Linked DNA regions of Homo sapiens: all the other regions are linked to region 2. Evidence: chromatin contacts called from ENCODE Hi-C or POLR2A ChIA-PET data. All regions are on one chromosome and are shown on one strand. Each heading gives the region's core, a stretch centred on a gene start or an enhancer-like site at or near the end of the contact. The rest is flanking DNA. Distances are from core to core; before and after follow the strand shown.

What was found. Hi-C counts contacts between places; a loop is a spot of excess contacts on that map. ChIA-PET counts read pairs that join two places held with the same protein, here RNA polymerase II (POLR2A). Pooled maps may share reads with other maps.
Region 1: a map of left lung shows a loop between it and region 2 (6-fold over the local background). The contact joins two enhancer-like sites. A Hi-C loop is called at or near these places in 4 of 168 maps with a recorded cell type or tissue (CD14-positive monocyte, heart left ventricle, heart right ventricle and 1 more) and 2 of 50 pooled maps. POLR2A ChIA-PET finds 5 or more read pairs at or near these places in 2 of 52 experiments (H1 and activated naive CD4-positive, alpha-beta T cell).
Region 3: a loop to region 2 is called in a pooled map of gastrocnemius medialis, with 2.4 times the contacts of the local background. The contact joins two enhancer-like sites. A Hi-C loop is called at or near these places in 2 of 168 maps with a recorded cell type or tissue (CD14-positive monocyte and heart left ventricle) and 3 of 50 pooled maps. POLR2A ChIA-PET finds 5 or more read pairs at or near these places in 4 of 52 experiments (GM10248, H1, IMR-90 and 1 more).

Annotation. Positions count from the first base shown.
Region 1 is chr9:107,619,490-107,622,311 of GRCh38, forward strand. It overlaps LOC105376205 (a long non-coding RNA gene), which reads left to right. Exons shown (of 9, transcript XR_930217.2): 6 at 155-364; 7 at 687-763. Among named protein-coding and RNA genes, the nearest start is that of KLF4, 130 kb to the left of the region's middle. Within about 2 kb of position 1,487, at least 6 of the 41 ENCODE cell types and tissues checked have a DNase peak (open chromatin) inside an H3K27ac peak, as active enhancers do.
Region 2 is chr9:107,682,317-107,685,157 of GRCh38, forward strand. No RefSeq gene overlaps it. Among named protein-coding and RNA genes, the nearest start is that of KLF4, 190 kb to the left of the region's middle. Within about 2 kb of position 1,420, at least 7 of the 41 ENCODE cell types and tissues checked have a DNase peak (open chromatin) inside an H3K27ac peak, as active enhancers do; they include CD14-positive monocyte, where a contact is called at or near this core.
Region 3 is chr9:107,637,609-107,640,635 of GRCh38, forward strand. The region is part of intron 8 of LOC105376205 (a long non-coding RNA gene); the gene reads left to right. Among named protein-coding and RNA genes, the nearest start is that of KLF4, 150 kb to the left of the region's middle. RefSeq lists an enhancer at 1-502. Within about 2 kb of position 1,548, at least 28 of the 41 ENCODE cell types and tissues checked have a DNase peak (open chromatin) inside an H3K27ac peak, as active enhancers do; they include CD14-positive monocyte, where a contact is called at or near this core.

The sequences.
Region 1 (2,822 bases), core at 237-2,736, 63 kb before region 2:
TTGAGTACTGAGCCGTTCAGGTGGAGCTCCTGCTAGCAAATTCCCTCCTGGATCCTTGGAATCCAGGCCAGATAGAATGATGATGATGGTTAAATGTATGAATCACTGAGTCTGGCCAGGTCCTGCTTAAGTGCTAACTTATTTCATCTCATAGAATCTTCACATCAAACCTAGGAGAAAGGTACTATTATCATCTCTAAGTTACAAAAATGGGAACTGAGCCACCAAATGGCTAAGTGGTTTGCCTAAGAACACAGCGCTGGGCAGACAGAGGAACCAGGGGACTTAGGCCTTGCCAAGGAGGTGACAGTTGGACTGGCCTGGAGGGACTGGCCTGGAAAGAACAGCTACAGTATGGCCACAGGTGAGCCTGAGCGGGTAGACGATGCTCACCTTTCCCTGTGGCCAAGCACTGGCTGTGGGCAGGTGGGGAGGAGTAGGTGGGAGATGCCTGTCCCAGCGAGGACAGGCCAGTCCTAAAAGGGGCTTGTGTGTCCTGAGCCAAGAAGCTTGACTTTTGCCTTCTAAAACAGACATTGACTCAGTCAGGAGAGCTTGAGAAATCTCTCTCCAGGAGGCTGTGGGAGGTAGATTTTCCTTGATTGGCCTGGTCTCCCTTCTGCCCTCAGGGTCTGACTTTCCCCCTTGATCTTCTCTTAACAAGTGGGTGGTTGTGACTCTCCTAGGGTTCCGGGATGGCCAAGGAGGCCCATCTCACCAGACCTGGCCCTGAGAAACTTCACCAGCAAGGCTTTCAAATCGGGTGCGTGATTGCTACGACGTGAGTTCCCTTCCAGTAGGGCCTGCAGCTGCTCTGTCCTCCTGGATGGAGAATCTGACTCCAACTCAGCTTCCCAAACCACACACAATTCCAAGATGAGACTGGTCTTCCTCTGGGGGACCAAGGAGAAATGTGGTAATTTAGACTCTCAAAGACTCTTCCTAAAAAGCTGGGCTGTTAAGGAATCCACTCCAAGCGATCACCATCTGTGGCAGGCAGCTGGTGGAATAGACAGAACTGTTTTGACATCAGATGAACTAGAATTTGAATACTGGTTTAGTCCTGTCTAGCTGTAGGGATTTGAAGGGAAATACAGTTTTTCTTTCGGAAAACCAGGACAATAATATTGTACTAGATTTGTGAGGTTAAAGATATAGAAGGTATAGACAGCTAGGAGGTGTTGGGAGATTGGGGCTTCTATTCTTTGTTTTGCATTATTATTCTTAGCAAAGCCACTTACAGGGTGTCTGAAGAAGCATCCCTTTCTTTGGCTCCAGAGTGTGAGTAGAGTTTATTAGGGTCCCCCTGGCTTTTGGGTCCACCCAGTTTCTTCTGCAGACAATGTTTGGACTGAACTTCACTCTCTGTACAATGAGGAAACCTGTTTTAAAGGCCTCACTTGTCAAAAAAACAGCCATAAAACAGACTTAATGAGACTTCTGGATACAGCCAGGCCCATGTGATTGGCTGCTCCAGGGCAGGCAAGGCTGGAATTCAGGGCTCTGAACGTGCTGGCCGGCTGCGCTCCAGCCCCGGTCTGTGCTGGTGGTGTTCCGTGTGCTCTGTCCGCCTCTCCTTTAACTTCCCTGATAAAATGCTTACTTGGATATTGTTCTGAGATGATTGATTGTTAAATGCCCTGCAAATACAAAACTAGGCTGCTAAGTCACACTCGAGAGAAGTCCAGGAAATCCTCTAGTTGAATGTTACAGCCGGCTTCTCCTGAATAGAGGCACAGCAGCAGATTTCACCTAGCCAACCCGTTTGCTTTTTAAATGGGGAGACCGAGGCCCTGAAAGGGGAAAGCACTTACATAATATGTATGTTTTATTACAACTAAAAAAAAAAAAGACAGAGAGAAAGACGAATAGACAAGGCCCTCGTAGACCAGGAGGATGGCAGACTCACTGGATTCATGCTGGGTGGGGGGCCTCTCTAAGCTCTTTCCCCCACTCTACCTTTCTGCTCCTTCTCCTTTATTCCCCATAGATAGAGAGCAGTTTTTCCTCCTAGTACCAAATGTGGATGGTGGCATATTCTTTCCCTTTTACAGAAATATTAAATCCCCCCAGGTCACACAGCTGTGTTGTCTGGGTGGTGGCTGAACCAGGATTCCATCTCAGGTGTGTCTGATGGCCATCACGATACCACTGTAAAGCTGAGCTCATTGACTAACGCTTAGGAAGTGGAGGGCCTTACATTCTAGATTCCAACCTTCGCCTACAACAAAGGAAACTGCCGGTATTTTCCCATTGCTAGTGACCTCTGCTTTCTTGTGACCAACAAGTAAGCAAGTCAAGTCCATTTGTTAAGCTCTGTGACTCTTTTCATTGTTAGGAAAATTTGGACTTCAAAGTGAGGGAGTTTTGGGGGATGCTTGGCCTCTTTGGGACCGAGAGGGTGAGGACAGCTGTTTTCTTGTTCAATTGGCAGCCCTGGATTAAATTTCTAATTTTCTTCCTCACCTATTTCCTCCCTGTTTCCTATAAGCTTAGCCCTTTTCCTGGCACATAGTAGGTGTTCAATAAATATTTGCTGAATGAATGAATAAAGTGCATTGTGTGAACTGCTTTGTGTGAACACGTTAATTCCTCATTCAGATGTTGGCCCCTGCTTCTCAGGGACCGGGCCTTCTCTGTCCTTCCAGCCTGTGGGGCTTAGCACAGTGCCCTGGCTGGAGAAGGCATTCTGTGTGTACATACTGGACGAGTACATACATGGATAGCTTTTTAGGCTGCTGGTGCTGAATCACACAGCTGAACTTGAACCATATACAAATTTGGGACCTGCTTTTGGAAACGTTCTCATCTTTGTACATTTA
Region 2 (2,841 bases), core at 170-2,669:
TAGGGAGATACTGAGGGTGAAGAGGTGAGAGGAAGAGGGGGGACAACCTTGTCTCCCCCTTCCCCCACAGCTGGCATTTAAGTTTGAAGCAGACCTGGGCTGAAGAAGGGAGAAATTTTCAAATGAGATTTGTTCAGAGTTCTGGCAAACATGCTGGAATGTGTGCTTTTAAATTACAGAGACTGCTCTTTGGAAATAAGGGACCCAGTGAATAAGTTCACAGGGTGAGCAAAAATAAAGCAGCATTATGATCGCCCCTTATTGAATCCAGCTTATTGGATGTCCTTTGAGAACATGTGTGATTTTATATGAGGAATAAATGTTTAGAAGTGGAATTTCTGTGTCAAGTAATACAGTATATTTTAATGTTGATAGATGTGGTCAAATTGCCCTCCAAATAATTTGTTCTTATTAACACTTTCCCAGGGGTGGATGAAAGTGGCTCCCGTTGACACCTTTTCATTTTAGTCTTTGCTACTCTACCAGATTTTTTTTTTAAAAAGATATTTCTTATATATATATTTATATATAATATATTCCATATATATGTGTATATTTCATTATGAGGGAAGTTAAAACATTTCTATTTCTTTTTCTGTGAACACCATTGCTAATGTCATTTGCCCATTCCTTTTTTTTCCTTTTGAGTTGTTGAGTTTTTTCTTTGTAATTTGTAAGAACTCTTTATATAAAAGGCATTAGTCCTTGCTCTATCACATATGTTACAAATGTTTGTCAATGTGTGCTATTGGCCTTTGATGAAAGTTATTGCACACTAACAGATTTTTAGATGTGTATGGATCCTACTGTCTAGAACGAATGCAAGTTTACTCTAGAGTGCACCTGAATTAACAGCTGGCTTTTTTCCTTTTGTATATTCATAATCAACAGGCACTGAAAGCCTAAGTAACGTCACGGGAGGTGAGGGATGGCCCTTGAGATCAAGAGGTTGGAAACCGCTAGTCTAGGCTGTACTGGACCTACCTAAACTGTGCCCAGAGCTAAGCCCAGCCCTCCTGGGTTGAAGCTCCAGCACTGATGTCTCTCATGGAGTCAGAAGTCATTAACTTACTAATTCCATATAAAACACAGCAATAGCATTTCAAGGTGGAGCCAACCAAAATGGAAGCGGAATGGCTCTCTTCCTCTCTCCCTTCTCCCTCTGCATCCCCTTCCCTTCCTCCTTTGTTTACCTCCTAAAGGGGAGAGTAAGGCAGAGAAGAAAACAAAGGGTAAGGAGAAAGGGAAGGCTCCCCATTGTGGAGAATTAAGACAACTCTCTTGCTTGGGGCTCCAGGACCCTCTCATCTGGCCACCCCTTCCTCTTCTCTGTCCCCAACATCCTGCCTCATTGTTACACCAGCCTCCTAGCTACACTCTTCCCAGGCACCCTCTGGCCTTGCCACCAGCTGCTTTCTCTGCTGAGAACTTGCTTCCCCTTCCCTGCTTTGTGGACTCTGACATTTCAAATGTCACTTCCTCTAGGAAGCTTTCCCTGGCCAGGCTGACTGAAGTGTTCCCTCCCAGGGCTCCTGTCTTTTTTACAGCACTTCTGATAGTTATATTAGAGGTGTGTGTCTCTCCCACTAACCAGGGAGGTCCTTGAAGGTACATTTGCCTGATTCATCTCTGGTTCTGCCCCAGCACCAGAGCAGCTTAGTCAATGTTCATTGAACAAAGCCCTATTTAAAGAGCAAAAGTGTGTGTTGGCAAGGCGTCCTGACAGTGCTGCTGGGACAATATCCTTCCCTGGAGGGACAGAGCACCCCAGCCAGCTTTCCCCCAGGTCGCTGTCCCCCTCCTCAAGTCCTAAGCTAGAGCCTGGCAACCCTGACTGAGTCCTGTGGATTCACATGGGAGTAATGCCTCGATGTGCAGAGGTCAACCACTGACCTCTATTGGAAGCCCCGCTCCCCATACTGGTGCCAGAGAAGAAGCAGACAAAAATTCAGAGTCACCACCTATGGAATCTCATCCCTGAGGAAAGTTCACTTAGAACAGTGGTCACTTAAACTTTGGTCACTATCAGAATCACCTAGGGAACTCTGGAAAAACAACAAGGCCCAGGCCTAATCCTACTTCAGAGAGAAGTTTGAGAACCACTGGTTTAGACAACGGTGACTCATCCAATTTCTTCAGCTACTGTGATCTGCTTATGCTTCTTCTTACAGGAGTGCTGATCCTAAAGGGTTGTGGGGCTCCTGCCTTTCCTTCCCCTCACACCTTTCCCCACTAGGTTTTAAGCAGAGTTAAGTTCACATACGAATTTGTCGTTATCCACGACAACGTTTATTTGTGCCCAACATGTATGTGTGGAATGAATACACACAGGAACAAACAAGATACTTCAGTTAGGAAGCATGTACAGCCTTCTGCTTGGAGCAACAGACCCGACACTAAGAGGGATGGAAGACAGGGTCCTGCCCTTGGGGACTGGGGATTCTGGCATCACAGTCCTGCTGTCGATCGCATGTCCCTCAGAGCTTCAGTTTCTTCAGCTCTTAAGAAGGAATAATAACGATAACAATACTATCTAGCTGCATGGCTTGGTGTGAGGATTATATAAAATAATGAGAGTGAAAGTGTTTTCTAAGCAAACTCATGAACATAAGATACCGTCACAAAGAAAAATCAATCTTACGAATAATTACAAATAAACAAATTTTGTTAAACTCTCCCTAGCCTGCACATGTTAAGATATTGAGGCCAGGTGCGGTGGCTCACGTCTGTAACCCCAGCACTTTGGGAGGCCAAGGTGGGCGGATCACGAGGTCAGGAGTTCGAGACCATCCTGGCCAATATGGTAAAACCCCGTCTCTACTAAAAATACAAAATTAGCTG
Region 3 (3,027 bases), core at 298-2,797, 45 kb before region 2:
GGTCCGGTCGTACGCCCTAGCACTGCCTGCGGTGGGGCGCGCACAGTCGAGCGCGGGGCCTCCCCGCAGGCTGCGCTGCCTGCCGGGCGGCCTCGGGAACTGACCAGGCCGCGTGTGAGCGCCGGGATTCCTGATCCTGCCTTAAATATGCCGGTTATTTTTATCTCCCTACGTCAGGCAGCGAAGGCCATCCCACCGGTGGCCCAGGCGGCTGCTACACAATGTTTCCCTTTAGTCGGGAGGGGAAATGGAGGGAGGCCAGACTTCCTGATCACATGGTGCTGAAGTCAATGAAAAAAAATTAAGGGGGACCCCTCCCTTTTTCTTCAATGCCTGATCCAGATTCCCCCCTCCCCGCTCCCCCGACCCACCCCCTCTGGGCTCCGCGCGTCGGAGGGAAGCGCAGCCTCCCAGGCGGAGGGCCAGCGAGGCAGGAGAGCGCGCGCAAACATAAACACGAGACTGTTGCAGTAATTGGTGGCTCTGAAAACACTGAGGAAATGAGAGGCTTGTACGAAACATCAGCCGACAAGAAACGGGGTGATGTCAGACAGCCTTCCAGGATTAGAAACCCTTAAAAGCTCCGAGCCCGCGGCCGCTGCGGAAAACTCGGCTCTCCCGCTGTCCCGGGTAGGAAGCCGGGATTTCGCTTTTGCCCGACTCCCTCGGGGCACTCGCCCTCTCCTCTCTTCCTCGCTTTCTCGCTTTCTCTCTTTCTCTCTTTCTCTTTCTTTCCTTTCTCTCTCTTCTTTTTGTTTCTTTTCTTCTTTCTTTCCTCTTTTTCTTTTCCTTTTCTTTTCCTGTCTTTCCTCTTCTCCCTCTTGCGCCCCCCCCCCCACCCCCAACTTTTTCTCTTTCTGTTTCTCTGGCTGTCACTGTCTCTCTGTCTTCTCCCTGTCTTCTCTCTCTTCGTTTTTTTCTTTAACCTTCTTTATTAAAAAGAAAAGAAGAGGCCACATCAGAAGATTTCCATTTCTAAGGCACCTTGTACTTTTATATCTTTTCCCTCCTTTGAAACACCAAACAGGACCCAACTCCTAAACAAGTCCAAAGGGACAAGTAAAACTGGGGTGTCAGTCGCTTGAGTTTGTTATAACTTTCTCTTCTTCTCAGTGCCCTTCCTCACCCCCCTTTTCGGATTAGAAGTTCATATTGCAATAATTCGCCAACATGTTGGAAGGGCTGGAAATAAACAAAAAGCATTTACCAAGGACAACAGCCCACCCACCCTGAGATGGGGAAAATGCTTGCAAAAATCTGGCCGTTTCAGAAGAGAATATAGATTTCCTGGTAAAATATATCCCAGCCACCCAGCTAGTAACACTAGTGGCTGTTGCCCCATTTTCTGTTCATAGTATAATTAAGACTAAAAGTACTTACACGTATGTGTATACACACACACACACACACACACACACACCCTCCCTCCTCCAGGCCACAGGGCAGGGTAGCTAACAGCCAGTGAGCAGGGAGGATCTTGTACCACATCCAGCAGGAACTTGCGTGTGTCTTAAAGTTGGAGGCCAGTTACTCAGTGACATCTGTTCAGTGACATCAAAAGTGATGTCTGTCAAGCCTTTTTCTCTTCGTGTCTGCCAGGATTAATGAGGCAATGTTTGGAAAGGGCTTAAGCCCCCACCAAGAAAGGCACCCAAGACAGCTTTTCAAAGAATGATTTATGTCCAGCTTTATCTAAATAGGAACCGAAAAAGCATTTTTCTTGTCTGTAGAGCAGGTGAACTCAACACCTGACTTCTTGCTCAGGTGCATTTCAGAAGCTTTCAAATCTGCCTTATTAATTGGTCTGATACCTCTTTACCATGAAGGCACTTTTTTTTTTTTTCTTTCTTCCTGAGACCCCAGAAAAGGTCATATCAAGGCTGAGTTTGTACAACCTTGGAGGAATATGACTGGTTCCAAAGACTTGGTTTCCTTCACTGCTGCTTATGGTGAGAACAATGTCCCCCAACCTGAACCCTCCTCCCTCCCCTGCACACTCATAAATCTTGTGGTGATTTAGTTCCCCTCAATGCTTGACACTCCTAAGCTGTAGTAATTTGAGCCAAGCATACTTTCTGGTTTTATCCAGTATACCTGCGGTTATACCACTCACCGAGAAGTGGATCACAGCTCTGTTTTCAACTTCTTTTTTTTTGAGACACATTTTCACTCTTGTTGCCCAGGCTGGAGTGCAATGACATGATCTCGGCTTACCGCATCCTCCGCCTCCCGGGTTCAAGCCATTCTCCTGCCTCAGCCTCCCGAGTAGCTGGGATTACAGACATGCGTCACTGCACCTGGCCAATTTTGTATTTTTAGTAGAGACGGGATTTCTCCATGTTGGCCAGGCTAGTCTTGAACTCCCGACCTCAGGTGATCCACCCACTTCAGCCTCCCAAAGTGCTTGGATTACAGGCGTGATGGACTGTGCCCGGCCTGTTTTCCACTTCTTATGGGGACATTTTCCATCTCTGATATTTGTCTTGTGCTTTGCAATCCCAGGGGGCAGCCTCATCTCTTCCTAGTCCTTATGTTGGGTAAAAGTGTCTCTACTCCTGCCACTGCTCCACCTAGCCACTTTGGCGTCTCCCTTGCTGTTTTGTTTTGTTTTGTTTTGTTTTTTTCCTTTTGAGACAGAGTCTTGCTCTATCACCCAGGCTGGAATGCAATGGCGCGATCTCCGCTCACTGCAGCCTCCACCTTCCAGGTTCAAGTGATTCTCCTGCCTCAGCCTCCTGAGTAGCTGGGATTACAGGTGCCTGCCACCACGCCTGGCTAATTTTTGTATTTTTAGTAGAGATGGGATTTCACCATGTTGGCCAGGCTGGTCTTGAACTGCTGACCTCACTCGATCCACCAACCCGCCTCAGCCTCCCAAAGTGCTGGGATTACAGGTATGAGCCACTGTGCCTGGCCATCATCATGTGTTTATACCAAACTTCTCCCCGTCCCCTCAGTGAACTCCCCACAGCCCTCTGGGCCCCCCATGCTCTTAGATCTGCCCTCCTCTCTGCCGGGAATGTTCTT